5 separate regions of the Mus musculus genome follow, and all the other regions are linked to region 1. The links are chromatin loops, found by intact Hi-C in ENCODE. Cell type or tissue: heart. All regions are shown on one strand. Links, peaks and the distances in the headings refer to the core of each region. The heading gives the core; the rest is flanking DNA.

Region 1 (6,043 bases), core at 589-5,588:
TTTTCTCCCCATTTGGAACTCTGATAAACACAAAATCTTACACCTTAAAACTAATAATTCAAGCTGAAGTTCTGAATTTGTCCATAAGATGGTAAATGTTATGAAAATATCAACATTCCACAATGTCTTTAAACACAATAAGTTCCACAGTTTTATTTTTTACATAAAGACAAAACCCTTTTGCAGTGCCTGGTCACATTTTGACTAGAATACACAAAGCCACAGACACTTCAGTTTTCAATTTACTTCTCCAAGCGACTGGTCTTCACCCAATAGAGAATTCTATAAATCTGAATTACAGCCTCCCACAGTGTGCTCGCTAATATTTGAATTGTCTCAATTGTTAAGCTTTTTTCCCCTTCTTCTGAAATTTACCTTTAAAGGTCTTTTCTTTAAGGGAGATGAAAAAGTGTAGGCTTTTTGAGGAAGTAGTTGTTAACTGTATGTACTATCAAGCTCCACAGAGTGGCCAAAGAGGCTTATTCCCCCTGAGAATCTATTTCAGAGAGAGAGAGATAACGTGAGCAGGAGAGAACACATACCTGGTCATTTTCCCAGCAGGTTCGATAGGTTTGATTCGCTTGTAAGAGCAGAGTATTTACTTACAATCTTTAAAAGCAAAGTGGCACCCAGCGCACTGTGTAAATAAAAACCTCAGAGGTTTAAAAACCCTCATCCTAACTCACTTCCCCTTGGTTCAGGGGACGGCACAGCCAACCCCACAGCAAATGAGATTATGCAACAGGTTTTTCCTCTCTAATCATGGGCTGATTAGAGGTGTGCGTTCTCCAAACAATCTGAGACACACAGGACTTCAAAACACCAAGGATCTTTGCAACAGGCGTTTAAGAAAAGTTCTTTCCAATTTTGCACAAGCCATTCATTTTAAGATCTCCTTGTACTTTCCCCAAGTGTATTATCAGCTTTCTGTAGGAAACAACCCGTCGCTCTTAAAGAGTTTGCATGTATGTCCTCCTTAGGGTTTTTTTTTTTCCACGTGAAACTACACCGTACACACACACACACACACACACACACCGTCCGTTGTTTCCCCGTTTTCATGTCTCACATTTTACAGCTACTGTAAATAAAGGAGTCACCGGCGGACCGTTTTCCTCCAACACCGTGACGGGAGCCCCGGAATGAAAGTTGAGTTTTGGGGGTGGGTTTTTTTTTTTTTTTCCTTGTTTAAGGAAGCGACACGGTCGCTCCCCAGGTGGCCTCGCTGGCTGCCTGCACACACACAAGGTGAATTTGGGATTATGGAAACAGTCAGGGCCCCACTTGGCAGGCGTGTTGTGTAACAGTCTGGAAGTGAGCAGCTTCGCCCGCCCAGGTGCCGGCGACCCGCGGCCCGGGGCTCGTTCGCCCGCTCGCCCGCTCGCCCGCTCGGCGCGGCGAGGCCGGGGCGCCCCCGCGGCTCGGGCCGACCCCCAGCGCGGCCTACACACCCCCCGCCGCCGCCGTCGCCGCTCCGGGCCGCCGTGGCCCGCCGGCCCCCGGCCGGGGAGAGCGCGCGGCGGCCGGCACGAGGAGCGGACGCGCCTCCCAGCCGGCCCGCGGCCCGCCGCGAACACTTACTTGAGGGGCCGCCGGCTCCAGGCTCGCGGAGGGGAGCGAGCGTTGTCACCGCGTCGCCCAGCCGTCGCTCGCGCGTCCTCCTCGCCGCCGGGGCTTCTCCTCTGAAGGGTGGGCGGAGAGCTTAGCGAGAGCCCGGGCGTTTGCAACTTTTCTTCACTTTCTCTTCCACCGCCCCCCGAAAGAGGGAAAAAAAAATGTCGACAGGGATGAAGAAGTTGAGGTAAAGTTGGGGGTCCGCGCGGGAAAAGCGAGAGGGGGAGGGTAAATGGTTGGAAACGGGATGAGAGCCCCCCCAAACGGTGATGCCCGCAGGAGGGGACCAGGGGGGGTAGTGTGGGGGTTGGGGAGAGAGAAAGAGTCGCTGGTCAGGAAACTTCAAGCGCGGATGAGGTCATCGGTTTAAAAATAAAGAGATGGCGTCACTTGAAACCAATCCCAGTGAATGAACTCAGCGGAGCCCGGGGGGGAAAGGAGGAGACGGGCGAGGGCGGGGCGGGGGGCGGGGTGGGGGGGCGGGGTCTCCGGCCCAGGCCGCGCATCGCCCGCCCCTCGGCGCTCGTCCCCGCGAGCCGGAGCCTCCGGAGCCTCCGGGAGGCGGGCTCGGGTCGCGTACCGGGCCGACCGAGCGGCGCCTCGGCGCTCCGGGTTCGCGGCCCGGGAGCCTGGGTCTGTGGCCCGCCCGCCTCCTGCCCGCGCTGGGGTCTCTCCTCCGACGGAGGCGGCTGCTCCAATGCCCCCACTCTAGGGGAAGGAAAGCAAGGCGATCTGAGAGTGCTGCAGTCAATCATTTTGTAAGAAGGTCCCGGAATCCCAAATCCGGGGCTTTTCTCTTGAGAGGGAAGTTACAGGTACTTGAAGGAAAACTGCACCGGTGATATCAAACATATCTTCACCTATGTCTTCGTCCTTGAAAGACCCTACTACACGAGTGCGGGCAAACGCAGCCAAGAATTATTTTTTCTAAAAGAATCTTTTCTGCGTGCCCTCGAGATGGCTCAACAAGTAAAGGGTCCATGCGGTGGAGAGAACCGCCTTTGAAAGTTGTCCTCAGTCCACATGCTGTTCCCCACCCCGCTACACACACACACACACACAAATAAATAAATAAAATGTAATACACACACACAAATAAAATGTAATAAGACGTTAAAGGTATTTTAGGGTTGTTAGGAGCACTGACGGCTCGATTCCCAGCACCCACATGGCAGCCCAGAACCATCTGTAACTCCAGTTCCAGGGGATCTGATGCCCTCCGCTGACCTCCATGGGCACCGAGCACACATGGGGCGCACACACAAACATGAAATCAAAACGCCCTTACACATTAAGTAAGTATTCTCGACATCGGTAGTACAGCATCATCTTTAAGTCAAACCAGAGTTCACTTGCTTTCAAGAGATGCAAGACCTACTTGAGCCTACTTTAACTCCAAGTCTTTCATGGGTTTGGGTTTTTTGTTTGTTTTGGTTTGCTTTTGCTTTTGCTTTTTTCTCCCTTCTTTTCAAAGTAGCTTTGTTTTGAGACACTACCTACTTAGGAAAATGAGAGACCTGAGGTGGCGACAACCACTCTCAGCAACTGAATAGGACAATCGAAGCTTTATTCCAGTGTTCTTTGAGCATCTGAGCTTGAAGCTTCTACTAAAAAGGACTCACGTGGATATCACATAACAAAGATGAGATCAATGACAGAAAAGCACACTTCGAGTGGACTGGCCCAAGAACCAGATTCCTGTACCCCTCAACACACGCCATCTGCAGGGTACTGAAGTAAGGATTCCGGCCTTCAAGCAGTATGTTGAGGTGAATCGATGTGGGCACCGCCTAGGTGGCTTGGCGTGCTTTCCGAGTGGGTTAGAAAGGTAACGTTTCTGTTAGTCCTCTCCCACCTTTAAACCCTGCAACAAAGGTGCACCCGTTAAGGCTGGCAATCATTAATCATTTAAGGTAACCATTATGGAATATGCCTCCGGGGACTTGCAGGTCATCTTTCAGAGTGAAAAAGGGAGCCCTTTTGGAGGTGAGAACCGCAGAAGCTGCAAGCTGAGCTTGCCGATGCCGACCCAGCTTAGAGGAGAGGTGCCTTTGACCTTCTGCGGATTTGAGTGGAGGCGGCTCCCTGTCCTCTCGTGGCAGGACGCGGTACTGCAGCGTCACCAGCTGACAACCACCAAGACGCCTGCTTTTGGAAGTTGGGAGAGGAGTAGGTGAAAAAGAGCTATATAAGGAGTCCCCTAGCTCAGGAAAAAAAAAAAAAGTTTGTTTGTTTGTTTGTTTTTTTAAATGTTCTGGTCTAGCCAGGTGTGATGGTACACAGGTAGCAAGACAATTCTGGCACTCGGGACACTGGCTGGACCAGCGTGGTGGCTCTCTGGGTAAAAGGCCTGAGGACCTAAGTTCCATCCTGGGATACACAAGGAAAGGAAGTACTCCTGGTCTCCACAGCCAACACGAGGCATGTCTGTGCATACACTCATCGCATACACATATACACTTTAAAAGAGACTGTGGCAAGAGGATTGAAAGCTAGAGGCTAACTTATGCTACAGAGGTTGACTGTCACAAGCAACAAAGCCAAGTGCAACTGTCCCCTTCATGAAGATGGCTGTCTTTGGTTTATCAAGGAACCGGCAGCCGGTGTTTCACAGAAAACGGTCTTACTGGGTCAGGATTTCAATGCGCTAGAAACAGAAAGAGTGGAAAGGATGAGATGCCGTCCTTTCAAAAGGCTTGAGAAAAAGAGGATAAATTCCAGTAAAGCATAAGTGTAGAACATTTAAACCCTCCAAGGTCATAGTGGTCTGGCAGCCTATCTCAGGTTCAGCTTGCTCCTGATAGTATCCTGTGGGTGTTTTGTGTGCTTGTTTGTTTTCACATTTGTTTATTTATTTATTTATTTATTCATTTATTTATTTACATACTAGGGGTGGACCATGGTACACTTGTAAAGGTCAGAGAACAACTTGCCAAACAACTTAGTGTCCACATGTGGGGCCTATTGGTCAAACTCAGGTCGTCACACTTAGCAGCTCACACCTTTACCTGCCTCAAACCTAACCAGACATGCTCCGTGTTTGTTTGTTTCGTGTTTCGTGTTTTGTGCAGAATCCTACTCTGTAGCCCAGGCTGGCCTGGAATTTCATTAATTCTGCTATCTTAGTTTCATTAATTCTGCTATCTTAGTCTCCAGATTGCTGGAATTATAGGCATGACAACCATGACTGGCCTCTAAAGCTCTTTTTTTTTTTTTTTTTTTTTTTTTTTTTTTTTTTTGGTTTTTCGAGACAGGGTTTCTCTGTATAGCCCTGGCTGTCCTGGAACTCACTTTGTAGACCAGGCTGGCCTCAAACTCAGAAATCCGCCTGCCTCTGCCTCCCGAGTGCTGGGATTAAAGGCGTGCACCACCACGCCCGGCTTAGCATATTTTTAATATTATGTAGAATCCAAGTTTGAAGTTCTGGCCAAGGGCATTTCTGGCAAGTAAAATAATATATGTACATATATATAAATTACATATGTATATGCATATATTATACACACACATACATACATACATACATACATACACACATACATGGTGAAGTGCTGAAAATACCTTTTCCTGTTTTGATGTTCTCACTTCCCAACTACTGGAATGTGTGTAATACTACATCTGGCTTATACTGGATTTTTAATCCTCATAACAACCTTTATAAAAGGGATTCTGGCTTTGTAGCCCAGGTTATTCTCAGACTCATGTACCCTAGGCTGGCCTCAAACTTGTAGTTACCCTACCTCAGCTTCCCCCAAATGCTGGCGTTAGAGATATGTGTCCCCATACACAGCTTATGTTTATGATTTTTTTTACATTGAACAAAACAGAGACTGGGAAAAAAATCAAGGAGCTTTGCAAGGACACATAAGTGGTAATAAGAAGTTGAAACTAAATTCAAGTGTCCCCATGAGACCAATTTGTTTAGAAAATACAGAATATGAGTTCCAAATAACACTAAAGCAATATCGCTTCTCTTAGCATACACTTCTGTGGAGCTTGTGACTCAAATATAAGCTGCAGAGGGGCTGGAACTCGCCAGCTACAGAGTCCAGGGGCACATGGTGGACATGTACAAGGTATTGACACCAAGTCCTCTGAGTCACTGTGAGGTTTAAATCCTGTGCCAAGTAAAGCGCCGAGTACCTGTACGGTGACATGGTAACCACCTCACGCCACTCCTTCCGCCTTAGGAAACCCTCATATGGAACCGACCTAGATGACGACCCACAGACTGAACTGGGGTACAGAGAATGAGGAAGCTCATTCCAGGAAGAAGAAACAAGTACAACAGGAGAAACAGAAGTAATGTGTGTCGAAACAGCATTTGACTGCAATAGTATAAAGTCTGGGAAACAATTTAGAGCTAGATTACGTTAGGACCCAGCCAAAGAATTTACATGCTGTAAGTAACGGGAAATAGTAGGAATTA
Region 2 (6,043 bases), core at 685-5,684, 370 kb before region 1:
CACCCACAGGGTATGGAGTATTGTGAGTGTAGAAGGTCTTTGCTCAATACCTTACTCGAAAGTGGTAGCTATGAGGCTGGTAAGGCAGCTCAGCAAGTGCTTGATGCACAAACCTCCCAACCTGAGAGTCATCCCCAGAACCCACGTGGTGGAAAGAGAACTGAACCATAGACCTCCACATGTGGCATGTGTAGGCACATACACATTAAATAATTAATAACAGCAACAATAATAATAAAAGTGTATGTAAACATATGTGTGTGCATATGTATGTATACGTGTGTGTGTCTACACCTGCCTTTTCACTTATTTTCTCTGAATGATTCCAAATTATTGAGTTTGGGGCCAGCCTGGGCTACATGACACAAGCCCTGGCCATCAGATACCTGTGTTGTACCATTCTCAGCAAACTTCAAGCATGTCTTCATAAGTTCTCTGCCCATGCAGTTTTTTGGTTTGTTTGGTTCATTAGTTTGCTTTGCTTTGGTTTTTGAATTTTTGTTTGTTTGTTTGTTTTTTGAGACAGGTTTTGTCTGTGTAGCCCTGACTGTCCTGGAACTCACTCTGTAGACCAGGGTGGCCTTGAACTCAGAAATCCACCTGCCTCTGCCTCCCAAATGCTGAGATTAAAGGCGTGCACCACCACTTCCCCAGCATGGTTCTTGGTTTTTATTTGTTTGATGGGTTGAGTTTTGTTTTCCCAAGACAAAGTTTCTCTATGTAGCCTTGGCTGCCCTAGAACTAGCTTTGTAGACCAGACTGTCCTCAAACTCACAGAGACTTGCCTGCCTCTGCCTCTCAAGTGATGGGATTAAAGGTGTGTGCCACCACCTCCAGGCAACTGGCCATGAAGTTTTAAAGATAAAGCACATCCCCTGTCTTTCTGTTGCCTTCACCTGTTCCATATGAAGCGGACTTTCCCCCTGCCTCCCCACACCCAGCTATCTTCCCCTCCGTTAGAGCCCGTAGTCTGTCATTACCTGGCTTGTGTATGCTTCTGTCTCCCCCCCCCTGCCCCCCCCCGTCCCAGTATAACCCTAAGCTGGCCTCCAACTTGTTAAGTACCCCAGGCTCTTCTGACACTGGTTACTCCTGCCTATCCTAACAATGTGATCTCAGAGCCAAAAGATGCTCTCCCAGGTCTCCCCCATGCTTTCTCTTAACCTGCAAAGCAAATGCCCCCCTCCCCCACGCTAAGCACCTTTGCCCTCTGTCGTTCCAGACCCAGCATGTGCAGCACCAGTGTGTATGACCTGGAAGACATTCCCCTGGAGGATGATGATCCAAACAGCATAGAGTTCAAAATCCTGGCCTTCTACGCCAGACACCATGTCTTCAAGAACACCCCGGCTGTCTTCTCGCCCAAGCTCTCCAGAACAAGGAGTCTGTCCCAGAAAGCCCTGGGGACTTGGTCAACTGATTCCTGGACACAGGTATCATTGCCTTGCAGAGGTTCCCCCTCCAGCGAAAAGAACATCAGCTTGGGCAAGAAGAAGTCTTCTTGGAGAACACTCTTCAGGGTGGCCGAGAAGGAGGAAGGCCTGCCGAGCTCCCCAAAGGAGATCCGAGCTCAGGGTCCTCAGGGCCCCTTCCCGGTAGAGCGGCAGAGTGGCTTCCACAACCAGCACTGGCCCAGGTCTCTGAGCAGTGTGGAGCAGCGCCTGGAGAGTGAAGGTAGGCTTGTGAACAGCTCTGCCTAGCACCACTCTCCTTCCTTGTGTGTGCCAAGAGGCTGGCCTCCTCTTACCTGCTGAAGATAGAGGCCTTTCCACTTCTTTAATTTCCGCCGTAACCACCCACTTTCCCCAAGGAGGGAAGGGTGGGAGGGGATGGTGGCAGTAGGGGTTTTCTGGCTCTGTGATGGTAAAGAAGCTTGCTTTGAGAGAGAAGGCACCTTAGCCAGGGCAGAGGCTTTGCCTCTTCCTGGGCCAGTTCACCTCTGGGGAGCCTGGGTACTGTGTTTACACCCATATACTGGAGAGTCACACCCTCTCCTACTTCTTCCGGTTGATGGAAAGACCAAAGAGAAGAGCCAGATGATGGAGGCAGGACTTTCAAGGGTTCATGGCCAGCCTTGGCTATATAGTGAGATGAATGCCAACCTGGGCTACATGAGACCCTGTCTTAAACAACAAATAAACAAACAATGGAAAGAGGGAGAAAGAGAAAGGGAAGGAAGGAGAAGGGAGAGAAGAGAAAAGAGAGGGGGCAGTGGGAAGAGGCATGAGAGGAGTAACAGGGATGAAGAGGGAAGGAAGAAGGGAGGGAGGGAGGGAGGGAAAGAATAAAGGAAGGAAGGTAGGAAGGAAAGAAGGAAAGAAAGACACTCAGGCAAAGAGATAGAAGCAGATAGGTTTTCAGTTGAACACACTGGCTCATACCTGCCGTCCTCAGCATTCAGAAAGAAAAGCATGGCCAGTTCTAGGCTAGCCTGGGGTACTTAACAAGTTGGAGGCCAGCTTAGGGTTATACTGTAAGATTGTCTTGGAAAACTGAAAAGAAACAAAATACTTTTCAGAACATAAGCCACCGGGCTGGAGAGATGGCTCAGCAGTTAAGAGCACTGCTGCTCTTCCAGAGGTCCTGAGTTCAAATCCCAGCACCCATGTGCTAGCTCACAAAGTGTGTAACTATAGTCCCATGGGATCCGATGCCATCTTCTGGTATGCGTGCAGACAATCTTTTAAAAAGGGAAGTTTTTCAAAAAATGTAAACTATTCTTTTTTTAAAAAAACTGATAAAGTCTTCCCTTGTTAGGAAAAAAGAAATTGTACTATCACTGAGGGCTTTACCTCCACCCACTTTACCACCACTGAAGTGCCCTTTACCTCAGCAGACGCTTCTCCCGCCATCCCACCCACTCCCACCTCAGCAGAGCCCCTTCCTGCCAGGTTTGTTGGGCCTAGGAAACTTGTCCATAGTTAGTCAGCAGATGGCAGTAACGGCTCAGTTTTAAAGGGCTGTGATCATTCTAAGTTGGAATCAGCCCTGCATGGACATGGATGGCTCCAAACCAGCCTGTGACCAAGGGAACTTCTTCAGTTAGACTGCGAGGATGCAGGCTCCTAAGAATACGCAGAACCCATCACTCAAGAGGCAGTGAGACTTTGTGGCGGACACACTGCCTGAACCACACGAAGCCATCTTCTCAGATTTGTTCATCTGCTTCTAAATGCACGGGTGGCTGAGGCCACAGCAAGAGGGGTTCCGCCCTCCTCTCCTGCCCTGTCTTCCCACGCATGCGTCAGCAACTGTGGATCAGAGCTGGAGGCCCCAATGACCTGGCTTTAGGGGTCACTGTGGCCTGCACAGAGACAGGAAGTTTCCACAGCCTTCCTTCCGCATTTCCTAGAGGAAATGACAAAAGTATTGTTTGGCTTTCCCTCCTAACTTTTCAAAAGAAATCACTCACATCATCTCCTCCCCTTTTAGAAAGAAGAAAAATAAATTTCAGATGAGATTAAGAATAAAAACTAAATTTGAGAGAGTGGGTTTATTGGCTAAATTGTATCTTAGGCTTAATAACCATATATTACAATGTATATAACCATAATACAGAGAGGTTTTTGTTTTAAGATTTATTTATGTATGAGTACACTGTCACTGTCTTCAGACACACCAGAAGAGGGCATTGGATCCCATTACAGATGGTTGTGAGCCACTATGTGGTTGCTGGGAATTGAACTCAGGACTTCTGGAAGAGCAGCCAGTGCTGAGCCATCTCTCCAGCTCCCATAATACATAGTTTTATGCATATCTAATTATATGTTGGATGTTCTGAAGAACATATTCTACAGGGCTGTGGAGATTCTAGATATCATATCTCCATTCAAGTAGAAAGAAAAGAGAAAGGCAGAGATGGCTTTCTTTCTAGATTATTCTAGATTATTTGGATATGTGTGTATATATATATATATATATACAAATATACATATATGTATGTATGTATGGGTTTATTTACTACTTATTTGAGATAGGACCTCGCTATGTAGCCAAGACTAACCCCTACCTCTTGACCCACCCCCATCATTAATTACTGTGAATGAATGCTCTTCTCCAAATACAGTATGATTACACTCAGCTACTCCACTTGGGACCAAACACAGAACCACTTCAAGTTCCTACAGTGAGCTGATTGGTGGAACACCAGTGACTACCCAACAAGTCAGCCAAGTACCTGCCTGCTCTACCCCGCCTTCCCCAAGCGGATACAAAGCTGCATTGTTTCTGGGTGGCTATAACTTGAGTCTATGCCGTGTAAATCTTCCTTCCTTGAGTGGAAACACACAGTACATCCCTTCCTGGCTTACAAATTCAGGAAAGATGAGTTGTATGTTACACACTTTTCTGAGCTATCTGTAGTCTGTGCTGGTCTGACACTCACGACCTTGCAGCCCTGGACTCCTGAGTGCTGAGGTGACAGATGTGGTCGTGTGTATGAAGCCTTGTTTACCTATAAGCATTACTTGAATGTTTTCTATTAAACTTAAGGGGAAATTTGTGACTATAAAAGCAAGGAGTATCAGACTACTGAACACTTTCCTGGGAACTGAGAGATCACCTCTCCTTCTCCAATGTATAAAGGTTACCCTCAAATGTAATTAAGCTTAATAAAAATAAAAGCACCAAGAACATTCTTTCAAGCAATGCTAGCACCCCACGCCATGTTGGGTGCATTTCTTTGCAAGGGAGAAAAGATGAAGGTGTGGAAGGGCCCCTGTATACTGCCCCCTTACCCCAGCCTATGGGGAATTGCTAGTCCCTTCTGAAGACTGTCCCGCTTCAAACACAAACTCCTGGGCATAGTCCTTTTATCTGAGGCTGGCCTCTTCATCCTAAACAACCAGAAGTCCACACTGCATCCCCAGTTCTGGGGATGGCCTCTGAGCAGTGCTTTCTTGTTTCAGTTGTGGATTCCAAAGTGGCTTGTATTGCCAACAGAGTGGCTGAAATTGTTTACTCCTGGCCACCACCAGATGTCATCCACAGCCAGGGAGGAAGCAAGCTCAAAGAGAGGGTCTCGGAGATTCTGTACTTCAGGTTTGAAGGACCTTGTGACTCTAAGAATAAAGGTAAGCCCTCCTTGCTGAGTTGAGTGTGTTGGGTTGAGCATGTGCCAGACAGAAGTGTCTGGGTGTGTTTGTGTGGACACAGCTCGGGGCTCTGCAAATTGGGAATCTCAGCCCACTTGAAGGCAACACGATGGAGACCTTGAGCTCTGGCTTAAGACATCACCCAAGACACAGGAATGCCATTAGCTTGTTGGCCAACATGTCAGCCCACTGCTAAGTCAGAAGAAAAGTCTCCCATGGAGGGAGAAGAGGACTAGCTCTAATCACACTAGTACATAGAGTTAGAGCATCAGCCAACCCAGGACCCCTGTGAAACACCCAGTATGGTCAGACATATTTATTTTTCTTGCCATTGTGAGAGAAATGCCTACCAGCAGCAATGTAAGGGAGAAAAAAATTTATTTTGTCTTAGGATTTCAGAGAGTTGCATTCAATGGTTGTTGGCCACATACATTTAGGCAGAAGAACATGGCTGCAGAGTACAGAAGATGGTGGATGTTCATTCTGTAGTCAATCAGGAAGCAAAGAAAGCAGGAAGTGGCCAGTCATAATATACCCCCACAGGCCCGCCCTCAGTTTTCCACTTCCTCCAGGCAGGCCCCACCCCCTAAACCTCCACAACCTTCCCAAACAGTGCCAACCATTGAGGACAGGCATTCAAAGCGTGAACCTGTGGGAAACAATTCATTTTTGATTCAGCAACCCCAGGTCTGATTCAGAAGGTGCTGAAAAAAGGGAGAATTGGGGACTAAATTAGATCAGTCACTGGGTACACTGTAGCAATGGCTGAGACTACTACAGACTCTAGAAGCCTTAGGGAAACCCTGGGATCAGAGGGAAGCACTGAAGGGAGCCGGGTTTGCCTTCCTTCATTGCTGACCTTTGTCTCAGCTCTCTCTCCTCAGCCCCTAGAAGTGCCAAAGTGCCTCCGGGGTCTTTAGCACAGTGAAGGATAGAGCAGAATTCTCTCC
Region 3 (6,043 bases), core at 617-5,616, 70 kb after region 1:
CCTGGCAAGCACTTTCAAGACTCTGGGACCAATGACTCTGAACTGAGTCTGAAGGCCAGGACAGACCACCCAGGTCCACAGCCAGAGCACCCCTACTGGGACTACAGCAACAAACAGGAAATGATCCTCATTAAACTTGTCCCGCCCACTTTTAGCTAAAGGTAGAAGGTTCATTCTTAGCAACATCACAAGTTTGGGGCCAACCAGGTCTATATGAGATGCCAACTCAAAAAACACAAGAAGATCAATACATAGTTCTGGACCAGACAGGGCTATAGAGAGAGATCTTGTCTTAAAATAACCAAACAAAACAAAGAAGAGCAAAAATACTGATACAAACGTGCTGTTCAAGCTGGAGCAGCCAAACCCAAGAGCCACGGGAAGAGAAAGGAATATCAGAAAGACACAGCAAACATCCCTTCACGTCATGGCTCGTCTGTGAGGCCTGGGAGGAGATGCAAGTGGAGAATGCCCCGGGCCTTGTTAGAGTGACCCTCGTCGTTTAGTATTCCCAGCCAAAAAGGACAAAACTATGAGAACATGAGCTTTTCAACCAGAGAGATCAGGAACTCTGCCTAGTATGGAAAAAAAAAAGTCTTTGAAAACTCTAAAGCCTCCCGGAGCGGGACATCATGGGAGCGTCTTGAGGACAAATGCGGAAACGGGCCAGGCGCTGAACTCGATGGGTAGAGTGCTTGTCTGGCAGACACCAGCTCAAACGTCCCCGGCACCACACAGACAGGGTGTGAACACCTGCAATCCCAGCACGCAGGAGGTGGCAGATCAGAAGTTCAAAGTCACCCTGAGCAGGGTTCGAGGGACTGTGATAGACTCTTCTCAAAAGGAGGGAGAGAGCGAACCTAACAAATGAGACAGGAATTCATTAAACAGGGGGTGGGTACAGGCCAACTTGAAGCACAGAGCAGGGAAGGCTGTCATCAGACCCTTGTCAATCTTCTGCACTTTCTTTTCTCAATGAGCCTGGAAATCACTGGTTTCCCGCCATCAGGTTCCAGGGATCTCCTGTGGCCACCTATCCAGTGCTGGGTTTAGAGATGGGAACCAGAGCCAGGTTGCCATGACTACATAAAAGAACAGTATCCACCTTACTGCAGCGTCTCTGGAACGTTTCCCTAAAGGAGCATCAGTCTTCTGCATCTACGCTTTGGTTAGTAAAGTGCTGGAAGGCCATGTCGACTGTTGCATGCTCCAAACCACATGATGTCCTCCGACCTCCAGGTCTGCCTCCTCAGCCTGCGTTTGGTCACCCTGGGGAGCTAAAATCCCACGTCCTTCAAGTATGAAGGCAATCCAAACTCTGTAACGTCTACTGTATAACTCAGAGCTGATGGAGTCAGTCACTAAAGCAATACCTTTGTTTTGACTTGGTTTGGTTTGGTTTTTGTTTTCCCACACACTCCTGTAGCCAATCCTGGCCTTGAATTCCTAACTCTCTTGTCTGTACCTCCCACATGCTGGGGTTATAGACATGGGTTTAGATAAGGGTTATAATAGACACACACACACACACACACACACACACACACGCGCGCGCGCCACAGCATGCATAGAGATCAGAGTTCAAACGATGGGAATCTGTTTTCTCCTTCCACCTTGTGGGTTTAGGGGACCAAACTCAGGAGCCAGGCTCAGTGTCAAGCACCCTTAAACACTGAATCATCTCACTGGACTCCAAAAACCCTCTTAAAAGAGGCTTCTGCGAAAGAATAGATAGCACTTCTTGACATGTCCACACTTGGGAAAAGTCCAGAACCTACCAGATTGTAGCAGCTCAAAAAAATTAAAGAGGGTCTGAGAGGCCTGAGGTCAGTGAGACCGGCCTGCAGTGAATTCCTTCCACACCAAGTCAAATTGTCTGTTTAACCCTGCACATGCGCACCCACTCAGGGGAAAGCGTGTATTGCCATGGAGACATCTGCATGTCCTCTGAACCTAATTATGAAAGCAGCCGAGGGGCAGGCAGGAGCTCGGTCTGTACAGAGCTCACCGAGCGTGCACCAAGTCCAAGCAACAGATGGGGTTGCTGCCAGCAATGAAAAAAATCTAGTGTGGTCACGCGTGCCTGTAATCCCAGGACTGGGGACGTACAGGCAGGAGGATCGGGGAGTTCAGAGCCAGCCCAGGATACATGAGAAGCTGACTTACAAAGAAAAAAAAAAAAAAAAAAAAAGGAACAGAAAACGGAGAGGCCACGGTAAGTGCTGTGGATTTGGCGGTCTGTTGGGGCCTTTTGAGCATGATCACATTTGTAAAATAGTTTAAAACAATATTTTGAGTAGCGATTTCGCGCCCGTAACGGGTATTATTTGCTGGGGAATTTCCTCTGATGTTTAGAAGCTTTGCGTTTGGAGCACACTGATTGATGAACCCACAGCTGAGTCTGGGTGCTCTGCAAGCTTGGCTGTGTGGTTGCTAAGAGACCAAGATTTCTCTGAATTCCAATGAGTAGCTGGGTGAAAACTCTGCCCGCTAGCCACAGCGCCGCCAAGCGGCGTCTCTCAGAACTGCGTCCGGATTCTTCAGTCTTCCCTTCCTGGTGAATTTGAACAAAGGCGGGCTGTGTGTGCATCCTTTCAAGGTCTGCGCGCAGGGAGGACGTTTTTTTTTTTCTCCAACACACGAATTGTGTCGCAGTAAGCAGGAGTGACACAGAACTGGGTACCAAATTAAAAGTAAATATTAAATAAAATATATTGGGGTCGGGGCGGGGGGGGGGACCATATAGCAGAAGAACCATATAGCAGGTGTGTGGTGAAAGAAAAACTTTGTAGAGCTGGCTCTTTCCGTTCAGGGACAGAACTCAGTCAAATTGGTGGCAAGCACCTTTACCAGCTGAGCCATCTCACCCACTTAGTTTGCCAGGAATGGTAGATCACCCTTAACTTTACTTATTGGCTTGATTTCAGTCTTGTAAAAGGTAAGAGGCTTCCTCTGCTCTGGGAAAAAAATGTAATTTAGATTAATATTTTCTAAAGATTTTTTTATTGATTATATGTAAGTGCACTGTGGCTGTCTTCAGACACTCCAGAAGAGGGAGTCAGATCTTGTTACAGATGGTTGTGAGCCACCATGTGGTTGCTGGAATTTGAACTCCAGACCTTCGGAAGAGCAGTCGGGTGCTCTTACCCACTGAGCCATCTCACCAGCCCCTAGATTAATATTTTTAAAATTTATTTTTATTTTATGTGCATTGGTGTTCTGCCTGTATATATGTCTGTGTGAGGGCGTCAGATCCCCTGGAACTGGAATTAGGCAGTTGTGAGCTGCCCGGTGGGTGCTGGGAATTGAACTCAGGACCTCTAAAAGAGCAGTCAGTGCTCTTAACCACTGAGCCATTTCTCCAAGCCTTCTAAATTAATACTTTTATTTATTTACTTTTTATGAGACATAGTCTTACTTTGTAGCCTAGGCTGGCCTGGAACTCAACTATGATAGTCCAGGCCGACCTCCAACTTAGGACAGTCTTCAACCTCCTAAGAGCTAAAGCACGAACCACCAAACCTGCCTACATCTTTCTGATTTTTAAGTCTGTGTGGGTTGGGGGAATGTTGGGGACTAACCCTAATTCTTACATATTAGACCACCACTTTGCCATTTGGCTATACCTTCCTCCTCCTCCTCCTCTTCCTCCTCCTCCTTTTTAATTTTAAGACTCGGGGCATGTTGGCATATGACTTTAATCCCAGCACTCTGGAGGCAAAGGTAGGCAGATCTATATGAGTCTGAGTCTTGCCTGGTCTCCATAGTGACAAATAACCCCCTCCAAAAAAAAAAAAAAAAAGATTAAGTTTCTAAAAAAAACATAAAATAACAAAGCTAGATGTGGTGCTGCAAACTGGTGTCACCCCAGTATTTGGAAGGTAAAAACAGGAGAGTCAGGAGTTCAAGGCTAACTTTGTCTTTATATAAAGTTCTAAACCAGTTTAGGCTACTTGAGACTGTATCAGAAACAAAAATCCACAAATAAGGAAAGCTGGGCAGCTGTGCCGATTATTTAGAGTCATCTGGAAAGAGGAACCCGAATGGAGAAGACATCTCCATCAGGCTGGCCTGGAAGCACACCTGTTGGAGTATTCTCCTGACAGATGATGGATATGGGAAAGCCTAGACCACTGGGTTGGTTGTCCTGTGCTGTGTAAATAAGCAAGTTGAGCAAGCCAGTGAGTAGCATTATTCCCTGGTCTGTGCTTCAGTTTCTGACTCCAGGCTTCTGCCTTGACGTCCCTTCGTGATAGACTGTGATAGGGACATGTGAGGCAAAATAAACCCTTTCCTCCCCAACTAGCCTTTGGTCATGGTGTTTACCACAGGAACAGAAGCAAGCTAAGATAGCCATTGTGCTTGCTGAGTGAGCTTGGCATGAATATGTACACACACACACACACACACACACACACACACACACACACACACACACACACATTAAGTTAAATAGGGTCTGAAGAAATAGCTCAACAATTAAGAGCATTGGCTGGTCTCCCAGGTTCAATTCCCAGCACCCACTCAGCTGCTCACAACTAACTACAGCTCCAGAGGATCTGATGTCCTCTTCTGGCCTCCACAGGCACCTGCACACATCTACAATACACACACTGACTGTGTATACATACATACATACACACACACACACACACACACACACACACACACACACACACACACACACACACAAATAAAAATACAATAAATCTTTAAAATAAATAAGTGCCTGCAGGTGGGCAGAGGCAGGCAGATTTTTGAGTTCAAGGCCAGCCTGGTCCTGAGGACAGCCAGGACTACAGAGAAACATTGTCTTGAAAAGCAGAAGAAAAACAAAATAAAACAGAAAACCAATCAATCAGTCAAGCAGCCAAACAACCAGAAGGGTCTTTTCCACTGAAGTCTGAGCCATAAAATGCAGGGCTCAGTGAGACAGGTGTCTGACTCATTTCATTCCAGACACATTAGCCAAGCATGTGAGGAGAAGGAAGAAAGGAAAAAATGAGTTTTTATTAGCCTTTGTATTGGTCCTTTGAAGGAAGCATCTCAACCTAAAAGCTTGCCTGAAGGTATATTTTGTTGTCCTTTCTCTTGCTGGCCGGGAGTTTACGGTGTGTAGACCAGGCTAACCCTTGAAATTCCAGATCCTCCTGCCTCTGCCTCCTGAGTGCTGATAATGAGGGTGTGCCAGCCTGTCAGCTTCTGTGGATGATTGTAGATCAAAATCTAACGGCTCTGTTTGGGGATTTCCTTGGCCTTTGAGATTGGCTCTAACTACATAGCCCTGGCTGTCCTGAACCTTGCTATGTAGTCCAGAATGGCTTAAACACAGATCTGCCTGTTTTGCCTCCTGAGTGCTGGGATTTGAAGTGTGTGCCCCGACACCTGGCCTGCACTGATGCTCTGTCACCGAGAACAGACTACCTTCTGGATCTCAGACCATTCGGTACCAGAGGTCGAGGAGCCAATCTATGGCCAAGAGAAAAGTGTGAGCCAGCTCATTACACTCCATCTTGATGCCATCAGAACGACGGCTTATTTCCGACTGTACTGTTCTACTGAGGTTGTGATCAGGCCTACAGGGCATGTCTGGGTGGGACCACTCATGTTCTCTAAGGAGACAGCTGATATGGTGAGGAACAAGCCACAGGGTTGTAGGAGGGCCCGAGTCAGAATACCAGCTGTCAGACTCCAACCTGACAAGCTGCCTCATGGAGAAGTTCCAGTCTCATGATCTGGTGAATAGAGATGATCATAAACTCATCGCAGGTGATGCTGAAGCAAGATCACCTTGAGGGGCTGGTGAGATGGCTCAGTGGGTAAGAGCACCCGACTGCTCTTCCAAAGGTCCGAAGTTCAAGTCCCAGCAACCACATGGTGGCTCACAACCATCCAAAATGAGATCTGACTCCCTCTTCTGGAGTGTCTGAAGACAGCTACAGTGTACTTATATATAATAAAAATAGATAAATCTTAAAAAAAAAAAAAAAGATCACTTTGAGTATGTAGCCAGCCTGGGCTATAAACCCAATCAAAAACAGAA
Region 4 (6,043 bases), core at 581-5,580, 130 kb before region 1:
TGTTTTTTTGAGATAGGGTTTTATGTAGACTTATGTCCACTTGCTATGTAGACAAGGATGACCTTGAACTCCTGATCCTCCTGGCTCCACCTCTCAAGTGCTGGGATTACAGGTATGGGCTACCACAACTAGTGCACAGCAATCCTCAGTATATCATAACCCTTGCTACCAAGGTGTTAGACTCCACTAGTGCCTTGGTGTCTGCCCACCTCTCTACCGTGGCTCGTGGTGAAAGGCCTATGCCTGGCCTTGTTTGAGAGTCAGAAGTTGTTTGCTTATTATTACCTATGGTTGTTTCTCCAGCTTCATGGAATTTTACTCCATGCATTTCAGATAGTCTTATTTGGAGATTCACAGTCACCCCGGTGCAGAGCTCAAATGTCCCTTTACTGAGGCCTTGCCTCTCCCATGGCCTGCTGTGTCAGCTGAAGACACTAGTTGTTCCAGTACTGCGTCGCCACCTTTCCAGATCAGTAAAGAAAACTGGGCTTTTCTCAGAGATACCCTTTGCTGTGGACTGAATGTCTTTATCAGTCCAAAACCAGAGGCTGCAATGGAATTCCTATGATTGTATAGGGAGATGGGATCTTAGGCCTGTAGGTAATTTGATTATAAGAGTGGCACCCTTAGGGGTGGCATTCATGTCCTTACAAGAGAAAGAAGAACATTCTTATCTTTGCCAGGTGATGAGACAGTAAGCAGACTGCCATTTGTAAACTAGAACCAGGTCTTGGGACTCCGGGGCCATGGATGGTCCAGGCTTCAGAACTAGGAGAAAGAAAGAGTTGTCGACTAAGCCACCGTCCATATTGTTCTAGTTACAGCAGCCATGACTAAGTCACCTCCCTGCTCTACATCCTGGAAACTGCCTTCAGGCAGTAAGCTAGGAAAACAGAGTGCTTTGTTTTGCTTCTCTTGGGGACAGAATGGCACTTCCTGTGCAGAGCATCTGAAGAGTCGCCATACACTTTATCTGCTTCCTATTTGTGTATGGCTGGAAGGCAGAATAGTTCATTCTTTTTAGAAACTAGGAATTTCTATAAAAGTAGAAAAAAGAAAATTTTAATCCATTTAAAAATTTTTTTTCCTCTTCTTGCAACACATTGCTAAGTGTCTGAGAGTGTTCAGACAGGACAAACGCAAATGTACAACGTGGCCGCTAACCTTCAGGAACTTTGGTAGATTTGTGGGCAAACTGAATAACTCACGGTAATATAGTGTGAGTAAAACTGCTAGTACACTGCTAGTAAAACTGCTAGTAAAAAGAATAGGCATGCATGGAAGGGGGATGGTTTTATCGGCTATTTATTTACAGTCCAAATGTTCTCCCCCTTCCTGGTTTGGAAGGGGATTATTAACATAGCCTGTAGAATATTCTGCTGAGTAGGCTTCACAGAGGAAAAACATTTGAGCTGGACTCCAAGGGATGAGTGAGAAACTACTATATAAAGATGGGGGGGGTTCCAAGTTTTATAATCTTTGATATAAACAAAAAGAAGCTATATAAAGCCAAACTAGCTCTTTGCTAAAGTTATATTTGGGATCTGCTGTCATCTAGACAGCCATAGGTCAGGAGGTAAAAGTCTGCTTTCAGCTTAGGCTTTTTCTGTCCGTGACTGAGGTAAGTTCTCCCCATATCGCCTGGACCATGATAGAAAAACAGGTGAGAATCGAACCATCCCTCTACCTCAGTAGTATACTCAGGTTTTGATTTCAGTTACTCTCCTGGTTAGCTCAGCTTGGGTATGGTGCATCAGCCCTGTAATCCTAGCACTTGGAGGCAGAGGCAAAGCACGGCTGTAATTTGGAGATCGGCCTGGGTTGCATAGCAAGTTTGAGGTCTCCTCGGGCTCATAGTGAAAACCTCCCTCAAACAAACCAACGTTAGAGTAATTGCCAGCATGTGTACTGAGTATTCATTATTTTTATTTACATTTGTAATTTGTGCTATATTCTGAATTTAAACCTAAGTATGTGGAGCCATGTCACTGTAAACAATATTCCTATCTGAGCTAGTTAAAATATTGCTGAGGTATGACAATAAGAGATGTATTTATTTTCTCTGAAGCTCGTCTTTGTTAGTAGTTTGTGACAGCCTGAATACATAAGGGTAGACTGTATAAAATTCAGTCAGTCCTTTTAAGTTTTTTTACTTTTCAAAAACCCTCTTTATACTTCTACTTTTTTTTTTTTTTTTTTTTTTTTTTTGGTTTTTCGAGACAGGGTTTCTCTGTGTAGCCCTGGCTGTCCTGGAACTCACTTTGTAGACCAGGCTGGCCTCGAACTCAGAAATCCGCCTGCCTCTGCCTCCCAAGTGCTGGGATTAAAGGCGTGCGCCACCACGCCCGGCTCTATACTTCTACTTTTAAGCATACTAGCAACTAGAAGTGAAATGTCAATTTAGGAAAGGTGAGGCTTTATAAATATTTCCAGAATTGAAAAAAAAAAAAGTCCTTTCCACGTCTCAGATTTTAACTGATGATTGGACAGCTTGATTGGTAACAGTCTTACAGAATGCAGAGTTGATTGTGGATAAAGTTCTTAACTCCTGAACAGAAGGGAGTCAGTCACATCCTAGATTTAGAACTCTGCTGTCTAAAATATTTATTCATCCATCTAGACAAATGTATTTATTCTTTTTGTTCACAGCTATCTTTAGGCTAGAGATACAAAAGCAGAACCACGGTTATGGCCCACGAAGAGTCCCTGGTGTAAAAAACAAGGGGGTGGGAGGGCCTGTCATGGCAGCACATGGTAAGGGCTCACAGATGTGGGGAACCTAAGGGAAGACAAGCTATTCTGAGACGTAAAGGTTGCCGAGAATGAGAAGAGTGTGGAAGAACCTCTGGTCATCTTGCGAGTGTGGACTGAGCACGCCTTATTCTAAATGCCTTGGGATATTAATGTTTTAGGTTTGGGGTATTTTCATAGGCTTTAGGTGTTTTGAAATCTGAAACTTCTGAGCACTGACACCGAGTTCAAAAAGTTTCACATTTTAGAGCATTTCAGGTTTTTGAAGAAAGGATGCTCAATATATAACGTCTTTGGGTAGGAGGGGGTTCAAGACAGGGTTTCTCTGTGTAGTCCTAGCTGTCTCAGAACTTGCTGTGTAGACCAGGCTGGCCTTAAACTCAGAGATCTGCCTCCTCTGCTTCTCAAGTGCTGGAAATAAAGACATGTGTGATCACTGTCTGGTGCAATCTGAAATTATTTCCAAAATGTTTAACAGGTTACCAGGTGAAACTTAAAAACTGCTGGTGGTCAGGCCCTGGCTTCAGAGTCACTTTCAGGGACTGGGATATAAGGAGTGTGTTACACTAGCATTTTAAGTGACCTTGAATGGGTGCATGGGCCATGTATTGGATAAACTAATTTGAAGATGGTAAATTTGAATTCTACTTATTGTCACAAAATTTAGATTATTCAGTAATGATTTTAGTGATGATTGCTTTGTGGAGCTAGGGGTTCCTCAGGCTTACTCAGCAAGTGCTGTAGCACAGAGCTGCTTTCGTTCCTCAGCCCCAGACGGTTTTTGTTTTTGTTTTTTTTCCTTTTTGCTTGTTTGTTTTTTAAAGGCGTGTGATTTTGGAAACTTGCTATTGGACTTTGGGTCTTTGGGATCAGTCTCAAGTCTTCAGGTTTGGAGGCCGGTATCCTAACCCTCTGAGCCATCTAAAAGTGACAACACTTTTGCCACTAGATGTCACTAGAATAAAACAGCTGGCTGCGGAAGTGTCTGTACCCTGTGCCCAGTGTTAGGAACATGGGCTCCCGAGCATCTGGATCTCCGTTTAGAACCAGGTCACAGCTCATTTCAAATGCAAGTTAGCTGGAAAGCATACATGTTCTGTGACATGACAGTCATCTGTAATTGCCTCCTTTAGTGTTTAGCAAGACAGGAAAGGAAAAAACGTCTGACCAGAGGAAACTCTAGCGTGACCTTACATTGTGTATGTAGGAAACTCTTTTCAGTTTATCACTGTGCTCAAAGAAATAATTGTGTTTATTGGAGGCATTTTAAATATCTGTCTGCTGGTGAGTGGATAAGTAAAATACCACATGTCCAGGAAATGGAATAAAAATCCTACTTAGCACTAGAAAGAAACTAGTGGATGAGCTGGAAACCACAATTGCGTGGATTCAGGAGAGCCAGCCCAAACTGGGAGACCCTGTCAGCAGGATGGGAGGAAAATAGGTTGGATGCAATGATCTAAGTAGAAATCAAGAGGTGAGAAGACCTAAGTGAAATGATCTTCATTTTGCAGGTTATCCTTGGTCCTGCCTTGAGTCTGGGTAACATTGAACCTGAGTTTCTGGTTACTGGGTGTAGATGGAGCCATTTATTTTGTTTATTGTCAGTTCTTTGATAAGTTTCATACATGTATATGATGTATTCTCTTAATTCCTCTCTGTACCCTCTCATCCCCCTCTCATCCCTATGAACCCCCACACCTTGTCTCTTTCCATGTGGTTGCTGGGAATTGAACTCAGGACCTTCAGAAGAGCAGTCAGTGCTCTTAACCACTGAGCCATCTCTCCAGCTCCCAATACTGAACTATTTCTTGTGTTTAACATCTAAAGTTATTTTGTTTTTGTTTTCTTGAGACAGGCTCTTATGTAGCCCAGGCTTACCTTGAACTCACTGTGTAGCCATCCACCTCCAAAGTGCTGGGATTTCAGACACGCACCATCATACCTCATTCTGTGTGGTGCTAGGACTCAGTCTCAGGCCTTCATGCATGCTAGACAACACTGTCTCGAATGAACCTCATCCCTGCTCAGAGGATCACAGGTTCAAGGCCAGCCTGCACTACAGAGTAAGACCTTGTCTCACCCCACTTCCAAATTTCTCTCTTCAAATACTATCTTTATCACTGTTTAATTTCAGTTTGGTTGAATAAATTTTGATTTTCTTTTTTCATTTCCCCTTTTCTGGGTGCTTCAGGGTTATGCCTTTTTATTGTCTTGTTTTTAATCTTTACTGGGGCCTTTAAACTTTTACATTAAGATTTAAGCCATGGTTATCCGAGGCTCTCAGTACACATCTCCTCCTCCTTATTTGAGATAGCCTTGTAGGGCATGCTGCTCCCACTTCTGGCCCCTGGATCTCCCGAGAGCACACGCCAGGTTCTTTGTATCTTTTGTGCTTGCTGTCACACAGTCTTCCTGTGTGCTGTAAATGCACTCTATCTGACTGTTCCTGCCTTTTGCTTTAGGTCGGGTGTTGGCAAACATTTTCTTTAAAGGCGTGGTGGTAGTTTAGGCTTTGCAGGTTCTCTGGCCCTTGTTATAAGAGCAACCACAGGTGATGGATGAAAGAATGAGCGTGACTGTATTCCTATGTAACCTGACTTATAACAGCCCAAAGGAGTAAGATTCGGCCTTTGGACCATGCTTTGTTGACTCCCACTTCAAACGCTCAGTGAGTTGGTGATTAGCCATTCCCAGAGACTCCCCTTTCCTTAGGTAGGTCCAGGTTTCTGTTTGCCATCCTGCTCCTCCCTAGAGGACTTCCCTTAGCATTTCTTGCAGTGTAGGTCTGCTAGTAATAAGACTCTTGCCCTTGTTTATTTTTCTGAAAAAGTCTTTATTTCTCTCTAGTTTGTTCATAACTATACTCTATGAAGGAAATATTTACTTTTACTTTATGTACATGCATGTGTGTGCATCACAAGCACACAGTGCCCAAAGAATCTAGAAGAGGCCATCATATTTCCAATGTTTTAGTTAGGGTTTCGTTGCTGTGAAGAGACATCATGACCAAGGCAATGCTTATAAAAGAAAACATTTAACTGGAGTTGGCTTACAGGTTCAGAGGTTTAGTCCATTATCATCATGGTAGGAAGCATGGTAGCATCCAAGGAGATATGGTGCTGGAGAAGGAGCTGAGAGTTCTACATCTTGATCTGTAGACACTAGGAGACTGTGTGGCAACACTGGTTATAGCTTGAGCATAGGAGACCTCAAAGCTCACCCCCATAGTGACACTCTTTCTCCAACAAGGCCACACCTCCAAATAGTACTATTCTCAATGATGAAGCAT
Region 5 (6,043 bases), core at 298-5,297, 76 kb before region 1:
TTGAAATGGGGTCTCATTAAGTAGTCAGGCCTCCTTACCCACTGTGTAGCCACAGATAACCATAAACTCCTGCAGTCTCTACCTTTATACCCCGAGTGCTGGGATTCCCACCATTCACCATGTCTGGTTTATACAGTGCTAGGGATCAAATTCAGTGCCTCATGAATATGAGGTAAGCACTGTACCACCTGAGCCTCATTTCAGCTTCTGAGAACCTGTTTAAAGGCCACCCTCCTGTTTTCCCTTAAGGACTATGGAATTGTTTGTGGTAGGTGCACAGGCAGGCAGCTGTCTTTGTGTGTCCTGAAGTCAGGAAGGTAGGAATGCTTCCTCAGTGTGTGCTTGGCATAGGGAACACAGACTGGCATCTGTCTCTGCTCCATGTGAATGACACATGGATGGATCAGCTGCCACCTCCACTCCAAATGGTTAAAACTGTCACTTGTGGTCCTGTGACAGTGTGGTTCCCACCGAGGGTGGGATCTGCAAGGAGAAGCCACGTCTCACACTTACGTACAAATAGGTACCAGTTCTGATTTTATTTCATCATATTAACATACGTGACACTTGAGAATGAGAGATGCACAAGTGAACCATTCAACAGCTTGCCTTTTACTCAAGGACACGATATTCATATTAAACATTTATATAGTCTTTCCACTCTAACTTTATAAACGGCCTGAACGGTTTCCAGCATTTCTCACAGAGTCCATTTTGTACCATCCCAGTAGACTTCACAGACTTCCCTGTGCTTACGTGAGGAGACCTAACCACCACCACCCACAATGTGCCTCAGAGGCAGCCCTTTCAGCATGGTAGTCGTGATTCCAAGAACTGATACGACATTAGTGACGAAGGACTGACAGCTGTAGTGTATGACTGTCAGCCACACAGTCCAGAGAGCACTTCTCTACAGGACATCTGGCATTAGGTAACGCACTGCCCGAAGCTACTGAAGCCAAGTCCCCAGTCTTCTGGAACATACTTCATGTTGGAGCCGTTGTTTTCATTCTTAAATAAATTACATCTTACCGGTGTGACCAGATTTTAAGAAGGTGGATTGTTACATACTTAAGTGTGTGTACACAATGTATCAAAATTTACTGTGAAGCTTTGAGAACTTTAGACATTTTGATATATATCTAAGAAGATTGCTGAACAGAATCTCCAAGAGTGGCAACGTGCTCCCTGTGCAGTATCTGCTCTACCTTCACCTTATGCCCACACACAGCTTATCTGTACAGACCCAGTCTGTTCACGAGGCCCCTAATCCTCCTCACAATCAAGCCTGTCAGCTTCCAACCACCGTCACTCTATGCTGGTTTCAGCAATCAGTATAGGAAACAGTAAGTCACATCCTAGCCAAAGGACCATCCATTTCACTAACAGAAAAACCTGAGATATGAGTCAGCCCCTAGCTACACTTACAGTAAAGAACAATGACAACATCTACCCCACACCCACACCCTGCTGACGTGAGTGAATTAAGGCCGTAAGGAGGACCGTACTCTAGAGGATACAACTCAAGCCAGGAAGTTTAAGGGCAGATATGGACTATCGTGTACACACTTCTTGTTCTTATCTCCTATCCTCAGCTGCCAGGATTGAGTCTACACAGTGATTGTATGTCAGGGACCAAGACACCACTGTGGTCCTTCCCTCTGATATGCCCCTTCCCTGGAAAGCATGCTGGGATAGCTTTGGAAAAGAGCTTTCCTGTATTCAAAACTAAACAAAATTCAACAACGCCCTCTTAACCTTTCTAGTATGTTTTATTCTGACTAGTTCTTGCTTACCAAAGCCCATGGTTAAGTTTGGAAGTTTAAGAAGATTCTAGAAATATTACCCTCGTTGCATACCATAGAGAAAAAAAGCCAAGGAAATCCATTTCCTGCTTCAGGTTTTACCTTCCCAAGTCTTGCCATAGTTTTATTCCAGGACACGAAACAGAAGTGAGAACCTGAGGTTCTGTCGGTCTGCTACCAAGCCCAGTGATTCATGCTTATCTCTAAACCAGGTCTGTGGCCAAGTGAAGAAGTAACAATCCCACTAAAGAGAATTCTTATGTTACAGGGAGGGAGGGAGGGAGGGAGACTGTTCAGTGTTCCATCCCTGGCTTAAGTCTCTAAGCTATCTGACTGCCCAATCTCTGGCGAAGCTAAACTCTAGTTGGTTTCCCCTCTTCATTCAAGCTGACAGGAGGGTTACATGGGCAACAGGCCCACTGGGATTTTGTGCATAGTCTGGAAAGTGACAAGTTACCTACTTATTCACAATGCCTAGAAAATGGTCTACTAGACATGGTAGTGGTGATGGCCCCAAATGTCTTGTCTGAGGTACTGGATTGGTTATAAGTAGATCTAGGCAAGGCTCCTAAATAGTTCATCCAGCAGAATGATGTCCGTATCCTTCAGCTGTCAATCAAGTTTGGGTTTATTACGCAGCTTAAGACAGGATCATTTCCCTTGGAGTTACCATTAGAGGGAGGGTCTTCCCACCTGACCCACAGCTGGCTCAGTCTTAGCGCTAAGGTGCACTAGGGAAGGGCCTGGACAGAGATGAGTTCTGAGACCTCTGTTGCACGTGAAAATGGGAGGGATTTTGCCCTCTAACATTAAAAACAAACAACATACAAACAAACAAAACCCTTGCTTTTGTAGGAACAAGAAGATGTGCAATTCACTGAACCAAATCTCTTCTCCTGGCTGGGAGAATTCTAACATCTACCCTTCCAATCTTTTCTGAGAGTTAGCTATTCTCAGTGCAGGTGCTGAGAGAACAACTGTGTTGATCCATCTGTTGCTTTTATACCGTAGCTCTATATTCCAAAAATATATATGTATGTACATATACATATTTCAGATTTACAGGGACTATTTTTTGTGAACAGGAAACAAAACTGTCAACAGAAGCGACGAGGTCTTCTCAAGAGACCTCGATGATCTCCATGCTGCCGGAGAAGCTGGACTGGCTGCCCACCTTGCCCAGCTCCTCCCTGGACCTGTTCTCCGACATAATGCTCTCTCCAAATTCCATTTGGCAGCTTCTGCGTTTAAACTGCTTTTCAAAGGGGCTCTCTTCATGCCAGCTCCGCCTCGAGTCAGCTCTGTCAGTAGGCTTCTGCCGCCTACGAACAGAATAGATTTGGTCACTGCAAGTGGGCAGCTGGCCACAGCTGTAGGCAGAGTAACTGCTGTTGCCTCCATAGATGGCTGAAGCAGAGTACAAGTGTGAAGGCTCCGTAGCAAAATACCAACTGCTGGTCAGGGAGGGGGCAGAGGACTGGGGAGCCAGAATATCTGAGTGCCAGCCCTTGAGGCCAAGCCCTGCAGACTTGGTGAGGTGTTGCTGGCTGGTGGAAAGGCCAAAAAGGAAGTTGGTATGGTAATTGTCCTCTACACTCCCGCTCCGATGCAGTGGCGAGAAGAAGGGCCTCTGGGTGGACCCACTACTGCCGGTTCTCACTGAGTGCAAGCGTGTGACCTGGCTCTCAGAAGGCCTGGGAGGTTGGGGCTGCTTGGGGATGTGGGCCTCCTCCTTATCCGGGCTGGTCTCTGGACTCTGTTCTGATACCTCCTGAACGGGGGAGAACTGGCAGAGCTTGTTGGTCCCATCCAGTGTGGCAGAAGGTTTGTAGTAGTCTAAAGCCTCCTCTGACGAGAAGCCGTGTAGGGACGCGGCCATACTGGCTGAATATGAAACAGATTTGATATCGAGAGAGAAGGAACGCTTGAGCTTAGTGCTGTCTTCCAGCTTCTCTGAGGACAGCTGGAGCCCACTGAGCGCCTGTACCAGCGGACTGTCCTCTAAGAGTGACGGCTGTAAGCTGGGCACACTTGCAGGATGCACAAGCCTTTGCCCTGATGCCTCCGAGGTCGAGTTGGCACAGGGTGGACTGAGAGACAGTGCACTCTTCCATCCGCCCTCTGAGGCTGCAGGCACGGGCTCACTGGGTTTGTCTAGGTGCAGCAGCTTCAGTTTGCTCTTTGGCCCTGACATTCCAGTCTGGTTATTAATCGTCTTCTCATAGTCCATGAGTTGGCCCATAAAATTAAAATTCGGAGATATAGTAGGTCTTTTTTCTTTCACAAATCTATAGAGAGGACAAAGCAAAACCCCTGAGTTTTACAACTGCACTTTGTCTTGAAGCTAGTAAGAGAACGTGGGACGGGACACTACTCCACCTTCTCAGGGTGCTGGAAGAGAACTCACGTACAATTCCAGCACTGAGGTGGAGAACACCTTATCAGGGTGCTGTGGCATGGTGGGTGCCCGCTAGAGGGGATTCTCTAGGCTCCTTGTTTCCAAGAAGCCAAGGCTTCCTGTGCAGTTGATAAGAGGATTCTGCTGAACCCAGGAAATGCCCTGCTCCCTGCCACACCCAGCAGCACAGCAAGGCTAAGCCCCTCATCAGCTTCAGCATCCCAGGATTCCCTCTCCAACGTCCATACTCACTCACATCTCAAGACTTCCCATAAGGAGACGGATGGCACCAGATGGCACAGTGTCAGAGCACCCAGTTCTGGATTTCTTTTTATATTCACAATGTTAGAAAAATCCGTTACAAAGTGACCTCTGGATGCTAAGCACTGTGCTGCTGGACTGAATTACTCAGTCCTTAACCTGCTTCATCTATATCAGGCGCAAAGTCCTTAAGTTCACTCAACAATGAAGCGGGATTCAAACCTTGGACTAATGAGTGTCTAAATCCATCTTGAAAACTCACACAGTAAAACTGTAATGGGATATAAGAATGTGAGCCTTCCCACCTGACTTCAACCTAAGCAGAAGGACACAGGGACATAGCCTAATTGGAGAGAAGCATTGTACAAAGAGGACCGATCTACCTACCCCTCCCGGCACCCAGGAAGACAGACTGCCTAAGCAGCTCGTGTCATTGTTCCAGAATTTACATTCTGAGAAACTCAAATATCAAAAGAAGCTAACATGGTGCATGCATCTATATTCTTATTCTTTTTCTTATGTGACACAACCACTTCTTGTCAACAGAGCATACAACAGAGGCATAAGAGAGAACTCAGTCTCATTTGTCACCAAAGAAGACACAAGTCCTCAGCAATCCTGCCACTTTTTGTCCTTTCCTGAGATAGAAGGAGAGGGCAGCCTAGGCAAAACTACTACCTGTAAAATCTGGCCAACTAGACAGGACGGCAGTTTTCCTCAGATTTTATCCACGAGTGTACCTGGCTTTTCCATCTCTGCAGTCCAGTCCAGCAGAGCAGCCTCTGTGGCCTTGTCAATCAGAAAAGGTCATGCTTCTCTATTGAGGGAAAGGATAAGCTTTCCTGGTCTGTTACTAAAAAGAGCCGAGGAGGGACTCCACATGTTAGAAGAATGAAAGCTAAGCAGAGCCAACTCTTCCTCAGTCTCTGCAAGGCCATGAGTCACCAGGAACCTGTGATGTGTGTGACCAAAATCAGCTTTGTCTACGTTCGTCTGGTCACCCACCTTCCTACCTCTTTCTGTTTCAGGGAAAATGAAAGCAAGTCCCATAAGCCGTGCTCCTGTCCTTACCTGTAAGCCTCATCTAGAGACATGTCCATCCTCTTCATGATGTAGGCAATAGCAATAGTGGCGGAGCGAGAGATCCCAGCTAAGCAGTGGATAAGCACACAGCCATTGGAGGCTTTTGCTTTCTCTGTGGGAGCAAATTTAAGAAAAGTCACTAGGGATTTTTTCAGCAAGGGAATCTTGCACTGGCCATTACTCTGAGTGTTACTGTCGGTGTCTTCACCTGAAACTTCAAAGCAGATCTTACCTACATAGCCTCCTAGTTATCCTTTATTGTTTACAGGGGGAAGGGGAAGGGTAGTTCTCTCACTAGTAACATATCATGAGCCATTAAGGTTTAAAGGGATTATTAATAAGCAATGAATGGGTTACTACCTCAGATTGCTGGGCTCTTATTTCAATTTTTTTTTTTTTTTGCCATGTAATGCATGTGTAAGAATGCAAGTAGAGGGAAGCCAGAGGTCTACCTCGGTTGTCACTCCCCAGGTATGACAAAGTGCCTCACGAGCTT

What was found. A loop is a pair of places that touch in the nucleus more often than their neighbours do. Peaks named below come from ENCODE experiments on the same cell type or tissue, not always from the same donor. Only the 100,000 strongest peaks of a DNase experiment are listed, where the experiment ranks them.
Region 2: it touches region 1 in a loop (8-fold over the local background); 7 of 42 quality-filtered maps call a loop at or near these places.
Region 3: it touches region 1 in a loop (4-fold over the local background); 2 of 42 quality-filtered maps call a loop at or near these places.
Region 4: it touches region 1 in a loop (9-fold over the local background); 16 of 42 quality-filtered maps call a loop at or near these places.
Region 5: it touches region 1 in a loop (2.6-fold over the local background); 5 of 42 quality-filtered maps call a loop at or near these places.

The regions. Positions count from the first base shown.
Region 1 is chr6:134,790,696-134,796,738 of GRCm38, forward strand. Dusp16 (dual specificity phosphatase 16) reads right to left here and starts at 1,933. Exons shown (of 7, transcript NM_130447.3): 1 at 1,582-1,933. 1700055D16Rik (RIKEN cDNA 1700055D16 gene) reads left to right here and starts at 1,665. Exons shown (of 2, transcript NR_151454.1): 1 at 1,665-1,801. In heart, for the core only: no CTCF peak of the experiment used is centred there; DNase peaks (open chromatin) are centred at 716, 1,256, 1,996 and 3,706; H3K4me3 peaks cover 2,994 bases; H3K27ac peaks cover 2,696 bases.
Region 2 is chr6:134,422,389-134,428,431 of GRCm38, forward strand. It overlaps Bcl2l14 (BCL2-like 14 (apoptosis facilitator)), which reads left to right. Exons shown (of 7, transcript NM_025778.3): 3 at 1,223-1,674; 4 at 4,908-5,072. The coding sequence starts at 1,230. Among named protein-coding and RNA genes, the nearest start is that of 4933406J09Rik, 22 kb to the left of the region's middle. In heart, for the core only: CTCF peaks have their summits at 2,922 (motif pointing right) and 4,968 (motif pointing right); a DNase peak (open chromatin) is centred at 3,233; H3K27ac peaks cover 284 bases; H3K27me3 peaks cover 292 bases.
Region 3 is chr6:134,860,870-134,866,912 of GRCm38, forward strand. It overlaps a transcript of Crebl2 not described here. Among named protein-coding and RNA genes, the nearest start is that of Crebl2, 34 kb to the left of the region's middle. In heart, for the core only: no CTCF peak of the experiment used is centred there; a DNase peak (open chromatin) is centred at 2,502; H3K4me3 peaks cover 670 bases.
Region 4 is chr6:134,655,834-134,661,876 of GRCm38, forward strand. All of the region lies in intron 2 of Borcs5 (BLOC-1 related complex subunit 5), which reads left to right. Among named protein-coding and RNA genes, the nearest start is that of Borcs5, 18 kb to the left of the region's middle. In heart, for the core only: a CTCF peak has its summit at 3,702 (motif pointing right); a DNase peak (open chromatin) is centred at 3,738; H3K27ac peaks cover 405 bases.
Region 5 is chr6:134,714,959-134,721,001 of GRCm38, forward strand. It overlaps Dusp16 (dual specificity phosphatase 16), which reads right to left. Exons shown (of 7, transcript NM_130447.3): 6 at 5,536-5,659; 7 at 510-4,093. The coding sequence ends at 2,926. Among named protein-coding and RNA genes, the nearest start is that of Gm36328, 36 kb to the right of the region's middle. In heart, for the core only: no CTCF peak of the experiment used is centred there; a DNase peak (open chromatin) is centred at 3,383; H3K27ac peaks cover 200 bases.